3 separate regions of the Homo sapiens genome follow, and regions 1 and 3 are each linked to region 2. The links are chromatin contacts, found by Hi-C or POLR2A ChIA-PET in ENCODE. All regions are on one chromosome and are shown on one strand. Each heading gives the region's core, a stretch centred on a gene start or an enhancer-like site at or near the end of the contact. The rest is flanking DNA. Distances are from core to core; before and after follow the strand shown.

What was found. Hi-C counts contacts between places; a loop is a spot of excess contacts on that map. ChIA-PET counts read pairs that join two places held with the same protein, here RNA polymerase II (POLR2A). Pooled maps may share reads with other maps.
Region 1: a pooled map shows a loop between it and region 2 (5-fold over the local background). The contact joins the promoter of ASB8 here to the promoter of TUBA1C in region 2. A Hi-C loop is called at or near these places in 2 of 50 pooled maps. POLR2A ChIA-PET finds 5 or more read pairs at or near these places in 2 of 52 experiments (OCI-LY7 and T-cell).
Region 3: a pooled map shows a loop between it and region 2 (5-fold over the local background). The contact joins the promoter of SENP1 here to the promoter of TUBA1C in region 2. A Hi-C loop is called at or near these places in 2 of 50 pooled maps. POLR2A ChIA-PET finds 5 or more read pairs at or near these places in 2 of 52 experiments (PC-3 and naive thymus-derived CD4-positive, alpha-beta T cell).

The regions. Positions count from the first base shown.
Region 1 is chr12:48,155,460-48,159,808 of GRCh38, forward strand. It overlaps ASB8 (ankyrin repeat and SOCS box containing 8), which reads right to left and starts at 2,056. Exons shown (of 4, transcript NM_024095.5): 1 at 2,000-2,056. RefSeq lists enhancers at 1,840-2,362, 1,867-1,916, 1,937-1,986, 2,017-2,236.
Region 2 is chr12:49,262,850-49,267,296 of GRCh38, forward strand. TUBA1C (tubulin alpha 1c) reads left to right here and starts at 2,233. Exons shown (of 4, transcript NM_032704.5): 1 at 2,233-2,335. The coding sequence starts at 2,333. RefSeq lists silencers at 1,555-1,994, 2,035-2,294, 2,649-2,862 and an enhancer at 2,425-2,584.
Region 3 is chr12:48,103,720-48,108,134 of GRCh38, forward strand. SENP1 (SUMO specific peptidase 1) reads right to left here and starts at 2,360. Exons shown (of 18, transcript NM_001267594.2): 1 at 2,309-2,360. It also overlaps a transcript of PFKM not described here. RefSeq lists enhancers at 1,357-2,232, 1,738-1,947, 2,233-3,106 and a silencer at 2,088-2,227.

The DNA.
Region 1 (4,349 bases), core at 806-3,305, 1.1 Mb before region 2:
GCCTGTAATCCCAGCACTTTGGGAGGCCGAGATGGGCGGATCACTTGAGGTCAGCAGTTCGAGACTAGCCTGGCCAACATGGTGAAACCCCGTCTCTACTGAAAATACAAAAAAATTAGCCAGGCATGGTGGCATGCACCACCCCTGGTAGTCCCAGCCACTTGGGAGGCTGAGGCAGGAGAATCGCTTGAACCTGGGAGGTGGCGGTTGCAGTGAGCTGAGATCGCGCCACTGCACTCCAGCCTAGATGACAGAGTGAGACTCCATCTCAAAAAAAAAAAAAATATATATATATATATGTATATATAGTCTTTTGCTTTATTTTTTTTTTTTTGAGGCGGAGTCTCACTCTGTCATCTAGGCTGGAGTGCAGTGGTGCGATCTCAGCTCACTGCAACCTCAGCCTCCCAGGCTCAAGCAATTCACGTTCCTCAGCCTCCTGAGTAGCTGGGATTTACAGGTGTGCACCATCACGCCCAGCTAATTTTTGTATGTTTAGTAGAGACAGGGTTTCACCATGTTGGCCAAACTGGTCTCAAACTCCTGACCTCAGGTCATCCACCTGCTTTGGCCTCCCAGAGTGCTGGGATTACAGACATGAGCCACCATGCCCGGCCTATTTTTGCTTTTTGTGATTGTGTATCCCTTTATATATTATATACTATAAATTCTGATAGTTTCTATTTTGTGAATCAGTAGCCATTTATAGTAGATGTAAATTCCATTAAAAGAATGCAAGTAAAAATATTCATATGTATCGATAATTCAAATTAGGTATTTTTCTCCCGTTATCATGCACGGATAAGCTGACACACTTGTTTATATGTCTCTATGACATTTTCTAGATAGTTTAGATTTGGCATGTGTTTTAATCTCTCCAGTAGCCACTAAACTGCTCTGAGACAAGTATCTGTATCTTATAATTTTTTTGTTTCAAGGAAAAAAAAAGACAAGTGCATTTGAGTTGGTAATTCCAAGAATGGCAGCAGAAGACAGAGCATCTAAAGCAGGAGGCTTGGACCAAAGTGGTTCTGTTGCCTGTAATCCCAGCACTTTGGGAGGCCAAGGCAGGAGGAACTCTTGAACCTGGAAGTTCAAGACCAGCCTGAGCAACATGGCGAGACGACCCCAAAACCCAATCGTCTCTACAAAAAAATTCAAAAATTAAAATAAATAAATAAAGTCGTTTTGTTAACCATTTCTGGGCCATGATAATCGGATGAAACTAAATCCTGAACTAATTTCCCGGGCGCTCTTGGGCTCTGGGCTAAGAACTCCTGAGAGTATGGTCAGTGGTCTGCTGCTGCCTGGAAGCTCCCGGTAAAGGAATGAAACTTCAGGGCAGACAGCATTCACTTCAGGAATGGTCAAGGAAAGCTAAATTCGATCTCACTAGACAGCAGCCCGTGTAAGGTTTGATCCCCTTGGAAGGCCCTTTCCTCTGCTAGAGCTGAAAGCCCTGTCTCCCTCGTTTTCTTTTGCTACGGGATCCAGAGAAAACACCAAAGGGCACTTACTGAGAAGCTGAAAAAAAAAAAAAAAAAAAGCAAACTGGAAAAGAGAAGACACAACAGCTCTGATGCGAGGGAGGCCTCGGCCCCGCCCCCTCCCGCCCCGGGAGAACCTTGGCCGAGCCTGCAGCGCCCGTAATCCCCACCGCACCTGCTGCGGGAGGGCCCGCGGCAGCTGTCTCGCTGAGGCTAGGGGGCGGGGGGCAAGGGCACGAAACGCAAGGACGTGCGGTGTCACTTTCTGCACGGGCTCTAAACAGATCGCAGCAATCCCGGTAGGTCCGGTACTGAAAGAGAATCACGCAATTTGCGCTGGGGGGCCTCAGACGCGGACCAACCCCCTCTTCGATCTGCCTTCTAAGGCCCGGAAATAAGTCTCAGCCTCGAGAACTAGAGCACTTCGACCAGGGAGTAGAGGAAGCGTTATTGGGCGTGGTACCCTGGGTTAGGAAACCTGGCTGTAGACCCACTCCAAGGACCGCACTCACCGAATTGCTGGGCTGAGGTGGGGGTTGAAAGCCGCTGTCAAGGCGTGACCCGGAAGCAGAAGCTGTCGGGGGCAGGCCCTCTGTTTACCGGACTAGAAGACCAACTAAGATGGGCGCCTGCGCACTGATGAGTGTTCGTCAGCGGGGCGCGCCTGCGCAGACTTGTGCAGCAGCTTTCGCCCTCCAGAGGCCTAGTTAGGGGGTTACTTTCTCCTTTTACTCAGAGGCTTTGCGCGCAGGCTCAGTGCAGCGTTCTCGGCCACAGCCGCAGGGTTCGGGTCTTGGTCCTGCAGCGGGGATAAAAAAGCTCAGGAACCCTGAGTGTTGGGCCGATTCTATATGGTTGCACCTGCGTGGACCAGGCCAGCAGGGGTCCATCCACAATGGTTCAGTTGCTTAGGAGACTAAACTCTTAGTAGGAAGTGTCTTTGACAAAAATACTTACAGCATTATTCATAATGGTGGAACGAATCTATGCTCCTTAGAACCCTCCTGTACATGTCCACCCTCCTTCAAGTAAACCATATCAAAGACAAACTCAACCACCCAAGAGGTGTAGTATTCTAAATGTAGAGGAATAAATGACCTTTATAACTCTTATTAGGGTTAATGAAACTTCCCGCACAAAAACATGATGACACCTCTGAGTGACAGACTTTCTGTGCAAAGCATAAACATTTTGAAGTCAGCAGCACATGGTGGTGGTGCATGGAAGGAGTGAAGCAGCAGCCCATTTAGGCAGACTGCAAGAGTTGTGGTCTGCCCGGTAGCCTGTTTAACCAGAGTGCCCCACACCTACTCCCCAGAGCTTGTTCTAAGCAACCAAATCTAACCAATTAGAGATTTAAAGCAGGCCCAGACAGATCATGTACATCAGTAAGAGGATGGTAAACTGAAAGTTCATGACCTGGTCTGAGGAGTGGGCCTCCTTTGAGCTCCAGACTCAAAGGAATTTTGCCAGGTAGGAATATGCCCTCCACTTCCTGCCACTGCACCATGGTGAGATCGTCCATTTTTCAAAAGAAGCTGAAATACAGATTTTTTTTAAAAAGTGAATTTTTCCAAGTTGCAAATGTTGGCAATGTTTTTATTATTATTATTATTATTATTATTATTATCATCATCATTATTTATTTTTGAGATGTAGTTTCGCTCTTCTCACCCAGGCTGGAGTGCAATGGCGTGATCTCGGCTGGCTGCAACCTCAGCCTTCCGGGTTCAAGTGATTCTCCTGCCTCAGCCTCCTGAGTAACTGAGACTACAGTCACCTGCCACCACACCTGGCTAATTTTTTTTTTGTATTTTTATTAGAGATGGGGTTTCACCATGTTGGCCAGGCTGGTCTCAAACTCCTGACCTCAGGTGATCCACCCTCCTCGGCCTCCCAAAGTGCTGGGATTACAGGCATGAGTCACCACACTGGACCACATCTCTCAAATTTCTTGGTTGGGAAATGCTGAAGTATATAAATTCTGGGAAACCATCAGCATCTTACAAATGTAAGAATGAGCGGAGTCTCCCAGGGAGTGATAAAATAGGCTCTCAATACAGGTTATTTTACTTATTTATTGAAAAACTGAGTACACTTTTATTTTACTTGGCCTGCAACTCAGTATATGCAGAAAACTACTCTATGTCACACTCATGATCAATATCTTCTTATTTCCATTTGGCATGTCATTGAAAACCTAGCCCATCACTTAGCTAAAAATCACATAAGAGACCCCTAGAGAAATCAAACTAACTTTTTTTCCCCCCAAACAATAGATCTCATCTTTATTAGTCAAATCAGTACCTGCTGATAGGGCAGTGGAGCAAGCCTGACAGTGATATTCATTAACAAAGAAGACAAAACTTATGCTTTCAAGTACAAAGATAAACTTTGAATGGCAGAGAGCCTAATCTGACTATCATCAGCCACCAAGAACACAGAAGAGCAAATAACTCAAGAAGAGAGAAGCCAAAGTGCTATAAAAATTATTCTTTTCTGTGAAATTCAGTTCCACAGCCTGTATGAGCAAGGGTCCAAAACACTGGAGAGCCAATAAAGCTGCTGGGAGGGCCCATTCATAATGGGAGATGCACTGGCTGTGCCTCCCTTGCTGTGTCCTTCCATGAGCGTCCTCCACTCTTCACTGACTTCATTTAGACTTGGTCCTCTGGTCTCACCACAGCTACCTGGGAGACTTTGAGTTGTAATCTTACAGTTTCAAGAGTCTATTTTGACTGAACCCAGGAGTAACATGCCAATCCAAAATAGAAACATTCTCATGGTACAATGGTGCAAAGGTCATTCTGTAGGTTGCATATATATAACATATATATATACACACAATATATATATTACATA
Region 2 (4,447 bases), core at 983-3,482:
TTCTGCCTCTCCTTACACTGTAATTTTTAGACTCATAAAGATCTGTTAACATAAAGGTTAAATGTTTAACTGTCTACCCAGGAAATTTTTCCCCAAAAAATTCCAGCAGAGGGCAGCAAATCTAAATATGGATCCCAATGCTTAAAATTAATTTAAAGTACAAGAGAATTACTCTTTTTTTTTTTTTTTTTTTTCTGAGACAGAGTCTCTGTCACTCAGGCTGGAGTACAGTGGCACGATCTCTGCTCACTGCAACCTCCACCTCCCAGGTTCAAGTAATTCTGCCTCAGCCTCCCGAGTAGTTGGGATTACAGGTGTGCACCACCATGCTCGACTAATTTTCACATTTTTTGGTAGACATGGGGTTTCACCGTGTTAGCCAGGCTGGTCTCAAACTTTTGACCTCAAGTGATCCGCCCGCCTCCCAAAGTGCCAGAATTACAGACTTGAGCCACTGCGCCAGGCCTGTTGGTTGTTTTTCTTCCCTATCCCACTCCCACTTCCCTATCTTCCCTATTCCCTCTCCATGAGGCAGAGCCATCAGTTTTGCTCACAAACATATTCCCTAAGCATCTCGGATACTGTGCTAAATATATCTGGGGAATGAATGAAAAAGTTGAAAAGCTCTACTAAGACTAAAATCTCTACACATATGTTCCACAAGGGCCATTTTGTATGTGTGAGTTGAAGTATATCTTGAACTCCTGACCTCAAGTGACCTGCCTGCCTCGGCCTCCCAAAGTGCTGGACTTACAGGCATGAGCCACCGTGCCCGGCCAGAAAATTCACTTTTGTTCCCTCAATATTTCCATAAACTCTGTATCTCCCAGAGATGGTCAAGGAATTCATGAGCTAAGATAACATGATAGAGTTGCAGAGAAACAAAAACAACAGAAATAAAAGGCGCTTCTGAGAAACCTTGGCAGAGATGGTCAGAGAGGCACATTTAGTATGACGCAGTACAAGTTAGTGTTGAAGGGTTTAATTCCTCGGAGCTCTACTTTCCTCATCTGTAAACTAGGGATAATAATTCATAGAGTTTGTCATATGGATGAAATGTGATCATGTGATATGAAAAGCCAACTACTCGGCCAGGCGCGGTGGCTCACGCCTGTATTCCCAGCACTTTGGGAGGCCGAGGCGGGCGGATCACGAGGTCAAGAGATCGAGACCATCCTAGCTAACACTGTGAAACCCCGTCTCTACTAAAAATACAAAAATTTAGCCAGGTGTGGTGGCACGCGCCTGTAGTCTCGGCTACTCAGGAGGCTGAGGCAGGAGAATCGCTTGAACCCGGGAGGCAGAGGTTGCAGTGAGCTGAGATCGCGCCACTGCACTCCAGCCTGGGTGACAGAACGAGACTCCGTCTCAAAAAAAAAAAAAAAGCCAACTACTCTGCATAGTTAGCAATCAAAAAATGTAAGCTATTCATTATCCTAATGAACTGAAAAAACTGCTTTTGCGCCTATCGGGAGGAGACTGTTAGAAGCCAAAGGCTCATTTAAAGAGGACGTAAGGAAAAGCAACCAAAAAGGTGGGAATAGAGTTTAAGGCGCGTTCGTGGTGATTCAGACCTAGAGTGGGGAGCAAGCCCTCTCTCTGGACAGCCCTCAGCGGCGAGGGGAGCGGGCGCCCGCGGGCCCAGCCGGGGTGCCCGGCAGCCAGGACTCCGAGGCGGAACCCGCAGCCTGGTCCCGGCGTCGGCGCCTCCCCGGCGGCGTAGGGAGCGCAGCCGCGGGGACCGGGGGCGAGGCCGGGGCGGTGCAGTAAGGGCTTCCCTCCTGGGCGCGGTCGCCCTCTTACCTGGAGCTTCCCCTCGCTGGGGTTTTGCCCACCTGACGCCCCCGCACCCACCGGGGACGGGGCAGACGTCCGGCCTGCTCCCTCCTCCCAGTGGACACCTCTGTCCCTGTCCCGGCCCATTCTCCAGCCCCAGAGCCCTTCCTGCCCTTCCTCCCCTTCCTCCCCTTCCTCCCCTTCCTCCCCTTCCTCCCCTTCCTCCCCTTCCTCCCCTTCCTCCTCTTCCTGCTCCTGGCTCCTTCCGACGAGTTTGGTTTGAACTTTTGAATCCGCCAATCAGCGCCGCGCGCCCCCACTCCGCGGGTGCGGCCGGGCGCAGGCCAGGGCTCGAAGGTGGGGCCGCAGCGGCACGGGGCGGGGTCTGGGGCCCGCCCTCCCGACACGTGGCCGGGGACCGGGTATATAAGGCCCTTCGGGGCCGGCCACCCTTTCACTACTTCTCCCCCGGACTCCTTGGTAGTCTGTTAGTGGGAGATCCTTGTTGCCGTCCCTTCGCCTCCTTCACCGCCGCAGACCCCTTCAAGTTCTAGTCATGGTGAGTGGGGTTCCCTCGGGGCTGGGGAAGAGTGCGCGTCCCAGGGGACGGCGGGCCCGGAAACTACTGCCTGCACCTCGGGCCGCGCCCAGGACAGCTCCAGACTACCCCGGGCCCCTCCGGTTAACCTGGCTTGTGGCGGCCGGGCTGGAAGGTCGAGTTCACTTGGCAGACACCAGTTCGGGCCGGAAAACCTGGCCCGGGTGCGGCCATCAGTGGAAATGGAAAGCCCTCTTGATCCTAGTGAGGGCTTTCCCCGCAGGGCCCGCTACTGCCCTAGGGAGGAAGGTCAGGGAGCCTGCTCATTGGCCTCCAAGAACTTAAACTAAAAATCCCTCCCCACGTTTTCTCAAGCGACCTCTCCTTCCTACTGCCTTACAAACTGGGCCCCGGAGGCCCTCGTGCGCTCCCGCACCGACGGTGCAGCACTTCCTGGCTCCCCCTCTCCAGCGCCCAGTGACTCGCTGCTGAGTCACCTGTGGCCCTGCCCTGGGGAGAGCTTCCAACTGCGCCAGTCCACTTGAGAATGGAGGCAGGCACCTCCTTGGAAGGGAATAATTAACTTTCACGTTGCCTAATCCTGCATTTCTGGTGTTAATCTAGTGGTAGGTTTATAGCTGAAGCTTTCTACTTAAGCCGGGTTTAAAAACACGTCCACAAAAGGATATTTTCTTATAAAACCAGAGTTGGCCCGGCGCAGTGGCTCACGCCTGTAATCCCAGCACTTGTTCGAGACAAACCTGGCGAACATGGTGAAACCCCGTCTCTACTTTAAAAAAAAAAAAAAACAAAAAAAAACGCTGGGCGTGGTGGCGCGCGCCGGTAATCCCAGCTACTCGGGAGGCTGAGGCAGGAAAATCGCTTGAACCCAGGAGGCGTAGGTTTCCCTGAGCCGAGATCGCGCTACTGCACTCCAGTCTGGACGACAGAGCGAAACTGTCTCAAAAAAACGCAAACCCGGCCCGGCGCGGTGGCTCACGCCTGTAATCCCAGCACTTTGGGAGGCTGAGGCTGGTGGATCACGAGATCAGGAAATCGAGACCATCCTGGCTAACACGGTGAAACCCCGTCTCTACTAAAAAAAAAAAAAAAAAAATTAGCTGGGCGTGGTGGCAGGCGCTTGTAGTCTCAGCTACTCGGGAGGCTGAGGCAGGAGAATGGCGTGAACCCGGGAGGCGGAGCTTGCAGTGAGCCGAGATCGCGCCACTGCACTCCAGCCTGGGCGACAGAGCAAGACTCCGTCCAAAAACAAAAAAAAACCCGCAAACCCCAGAGTAAACTAGTACCACGTGTTCTTAGTTCAGTTTTCAAGAAACGTGAAATTATACGTAACTTGAGTGTTTTCTATAAAGCTTCCAGAAGTATTGAAAACAACTATCTTAGGCCGGGCGCGATGGCTTATGGTTGTAATCCCAGCACTTTGGGAGTCCGAGGCGGGAGGACCGCTTGAGCTCAGGAGGTCGAGACCAGCCTGGGCAACACGGTGAAACTCCGTCTATACTAAAAATACAAAAATTATCTGGGCGTCGTGGTGCGTGCCTGTAGTCCCAGCTTCTCGGGAGGCAGGGGTGGGAGGATCTTTTGATCCCGGGAGGTGGAAGCTGCAGTGAGCCCAGATCGCACCACTGCACTCCAGCGAGACCTTATCTCAAAAATACGTACATGAATTTAAATATAAAAATCAAATGTAAATACATGTATATGTCGCACTGTAACAACTTATTGCTTCTTTTCAAGCAGTACCAAAAAGATACTGGTAAAAGTGGGATTCACAAAGTAGTGAGACCCTTTAAAAAGCAGGAGAGCGGCAGCGGACTGGTTTAGGTGAACACTGGTTAAATTTTCTTGTTTTTTAACGAGAGGTAAGAGCTGCTTATCCAGTTAACACTAGACCAATTGACTCCACCTGTGCCTCACTTTCTCCCACGTGGCCAGGGGAGAGTGGAGGGTAAGTCAGTGGCCGCTGACTGCCTGCTAAGCTTCAAGAAGGCAGTTTAGACTGAGCAATGAAAGAAAAATTGCGGGCGCAAAATAGAAACGGCATTTAAACAGAAGAAGCATTTGTTAGAATGAGTGGATCTTCTCAGATACTTTATCTCCTTGGGCCTGGGG
Region 3 (4,415 bases), core at 1,110-3,609, 1.2 Mb before region 2:
TAATTTACTGAAAGAACATAAGCTGTTACAGACATTCAGATGAAGTCAGGTTAGTAGTGGAACACAAGATAATGGGAAACCTGAAAGAACAAAAAAGATCACAGTCTTGACAACTGCGGTGAAACACTTATAACCTTACATATATGCAAAAAGGGGATTATGAAAGACAATGTCTAGGGCTGCAAGGAAGTTACTAGAAAATATATATTGAGGCTGGGCACGGTGGCTCACACCTGTAATCCCAGAACTTTGGGAGGCCGAGGTGGGCAGATCACGAGGTCAGCAGTTCAAGACCGGCCTGGCTAACATGGTGAAACCCTGTCTCTACGAAAAATACAAAAATTAGCCAGGTATGGTGGCAGGCACCCATAATCCCAGCTACTCGGGAGGCTGAGGCAGGAGAATCGCTTGAACCCGGGAGGCGGAGGTTGCAGTGAGACAAGACCAAGCCATTGCACTCCAGCCTGGGTGACAGAGCGAGACTCTGTCTAAAAAAAGAAGAAAAAAATATATATAGAGAGAGAGAGAGAGAGAGACGGGGGGGGGGGGGGGGGCGGAGGGAGGGAGAGAGAGAGAGAGAGAGACGCAATGTTAGCTTTATCCAGGACCAAGATGTGGTTAGAACAATTTATGATATAAGAAGGGTGTGAAAGCAACCATGTGAAATCACCCTTTTCCAAGTTCTGAAAAACAATTATGTGTACAATAGTTTGTACTATATCGTCATGTGTTTGAGGTTCTTTCCTTCTATTTTTACATGTAATCTCTCCCAATCACTCTAACACCTTAAATACCTTAACACTCTAACGCCGTAAACCCTAAGTGTTCAAATTCTTTCATACACATTCATTTACTGTGCACCGACTACGTGCATTAAGAAAGGGTCCCTGCCACTGAGCAGCTCACTGTCCAGTAGGGAAAGCCAGATCCATAAACAGGTACCGCAAGACAGTAGAGCTGGTACAACTGATAGAAGATGTAGAAGTTGGGAAGAAAAGGACAAGAGTTCCAAAGCCGCAATGCAAGTCAACAACTGCATTCCCTTAGCCAGAAGTAGCAGAACCTGTTTTTGTACCCATCCACTCCCTCTAGACAACTCATTAGATGAGTGACATGAAGACCATCTTTGCAGTTGGGATAATTAATTGAAGTCAGTTAAAAATGAATAAGCCTTCCTAAAAGGGACTAGAGAGGAAAAATAAAGGGTGGTAGAGTGTAAACTGGAAGTAGGTTAAGGGATCATGCTTATAGAGATGCTTAAAGTTGCGCTTTAACTGTAATTTCAAAGTCAGGGTAATCTGTATTTCAACATGAGTCCTTAACACAAATTATTTTTATGAAGAATAAAGATTTAGGAGATGATGAGATCTAATACATCCAGAATAACCAATTATAACAAAGACCCTCAGTCAAATAGTTGGTAGTAGATAAAAGGCTTTATATGAATATTACAAGAATCACCACCACTCCAAATATAATAAGTGTACCAAATATGAAGTAAAATGACTTTAACAAGGCTGACTTGAAAGTGATAAAGAAGCAAGTTACTGCTAACAAGATAGTGGAAATACTGCACAGGCACCGATAAACAGAAATCACCAAGCTCAAGGAAAGAGAAACGAGGCATAGATCCAGAGATCACGTTAGGGTACACCAAGAAAGAGACGGTTCAAGGGAATTACCAGGAGGCGATGAGCCAGGTAAGCAAATTGTGGCAGTTAAGGGGATTTTCATAACCTGAGCAGGAGGGTCCAGACGTTTCTTTCTGATGGTGGCACTAGCGATATCACATCTCAGGGAGATACCACAGAGTAGGAGAGTTGGAGAAATGTTTACGTGAGACGCAGAAGTAGTCAAGAAATATCACTCGGGTCTCAAGGAAGGCGGGAGATGAAGCCGGTACCACAGAAAGCCGAGCTTCCCGGTGAAAACAGCTCTCCCCAGAGAAGACCCAGCTCTGGCGGGAAAGCCCCGGAATCGCAACCGGCCTTTCCCCAAGTACGGCTGGGCGCTGGGATGGGGCCTGCTGTAACGGCAGGGAGACGGTCTCTCCGCGGCCCAGGAGAGAGAGACCAGAAGGAACGGCCTCAGGTAGCCTAACGGCCACCGGCGGCCACAGCGCGGCCACCGGACAGCAGGGGGGAGGGGAGGTGGTCCCAGGGGGCGGGGCAGAGGAAAAGGCGCCGGCCCCACAGTGCTCCCCGCTTCCGCCCAGTCCAGCCCGGGCCGGCTGACCGGGTCCGACACAGTCTCCTGGACCAGGCTCCCTCCATCCTCACCCCTCCCCCAGCTTCCCGCCGCCACTCACCGAACCGGAACCGGCTGCCATGCGAAGGGGTTTCCGGCCGGGCGCGGAACGCAAAACCCGGGAACCGCCGCGAACCGGAACCGCCTTCACAGCACCGGAAGAGTCGCTAGGTGGCTGAAGAGGAGGGGGCTGGGGCAGGAGGTCAAAGAACAGAGTTAAGGACCAGTGGGGCGCCTGCGCGGTGTGGCGAGGCCCGAGAAGCGAAGGGAGCATTTAAGACTAGTCGTAATTTCTCAGTACCCTTTTCAGTCTGGGCTTTTTCGCTTTCTCGTACTCGGAATACTGTTAGTGAGCCCTTCGTCCTATGCTTTTCTCTGTTCCCTCTGCTCCCTTACCCGCCGCCTTCTGGTTCCGCCCGGCGAGTTTTGCTTGCTTGCGTTCCAGTTTCCATGGCAGCTTTTCGCGGTGGCCCTAAATCTGCGGAAACCTGTGGCTTCCCCCGACAGATAGGGACCTGAGATCTAAATCGATCTCAGGCTATCTCGTGTTTTATTGAGAATCACAGAACGTTAGTGCTTGTAGAGGTTATTGGAGATACTTTAGTCTTACCAGGTTCAGAGAAGTGAAGTGATTTCCCAAAGGTTTTAAGTGCACGGCCCATCTAGGACTAGGAAACAAGTTTCTTAACTTGCAATCCTGTACTCTGCACCACCTCATACTTGATTGACCATTCAGCAAGCAAACAAACAAACAAACAAGCAACTTGAGGACGGATTAGGCTAGACTCTGGCAAGATGTAGAACCTTCCAGAACTCTGGAGGAATTTGAAACAGGCAGAGCTGTGAGGAAAGCTTTTGGGAGCCCACTAGAGATCTGCTTTTCTGGGTAGAGATAGAGAAGGACCCAGGAATCACCTGTGACCTTTGAAGGGCTTTGTTGTTCCTGGGACACATTGATTAACCTGGAATCTGCCATACTTTCTAAGAGAACATAATGGGAAGAAATATGTTTGTTCATTCAGGCTTTTTGTCAAGCACCTCAGCTTGGCAGGCCTCTGGACCCAGGCCCTGTAGAAGTCTTAGAGAAATGCCCCCTTAATAGGTCCTTTACACCCAGATCACAGCCACAGGCACAGTCTGAGCTCAGACTTAAAGAAGGGCAGTTTCTGGAGGCCCCCAGCCTTTCTGATACTCTCAGCAGCTTGCTGAGTTCAGGGTTTCCTCCCCTGTCAAATACATCAAAGTAGATTATTTGTATTGCCTCATGTGCTGATACTTTTATATTATATTGTCAAGTCCTAAGGCCAAGTAGTCATGAGTGTAGCTGGTCCATGTCAGTCACTGACATCTTATTTCACAGCTCTGTTCGTTTGGATTAAACTCTGTCTCTATTTCTAGGAGGCAGCCATGCATAAAGACGAGTTTCATCTGAAATTTTTCATGTGTGTGATTCAGTCTCGCCAGTTAGTCAGGACTCCTCAGAGAACAGGTACCCTTGTCTCCTGATCATACTCCAGTGACAGAGAATGGGTTCTCTCACAAGAAGTCTAAATACAGGATGTGAGGCTTTCTAGTGTAAATACGGATTTTAGGGGTCAACTGACCTTGTTTATCACATTCTCACTTTGATAAAATATTGATCACTGAGTCGTGTATTTTCCAGGTAAGATTTTGACCTGGTTTGTTGTGATAGATGCCAGGCAGATAAGGAGGACTTGAGAGTTGAGGGGGGAACAAAATTTATCCCATGAGCTTGTCATTATTGTGTTGTTATGTGAATTACTTCGACCAGTCTGGGCTCATCTGTGGGAATCTTTATTGTCATTATAACTGACACTCCAAAACTATCAGATAAATCAAGCCCTAAGGAAAAATGGCCTTCTCATCCACCCCACCTCAAAGTATCTAGTTATATGTTCTGCTTTCCCCCATGTATGTCAAGGGAATAGAATCTTTTTGAGGTACATCGCGTCTCTAATTTTTCACTGGATTTTTGGAAAGAAAGCCCTGGACAGCTCAGAGTCATAGGGAAAATGAAAGGGAGTAAGGAACACTCCCTTCCCAGAATCCCACCTTGAGGGTGACCTAAAGCTATTGTTTCTCAGCTGGGGAAGCTTCTACTTCCAGCATGCTCATACCAAAGCCACCACCAAAGACAGACATCTTGA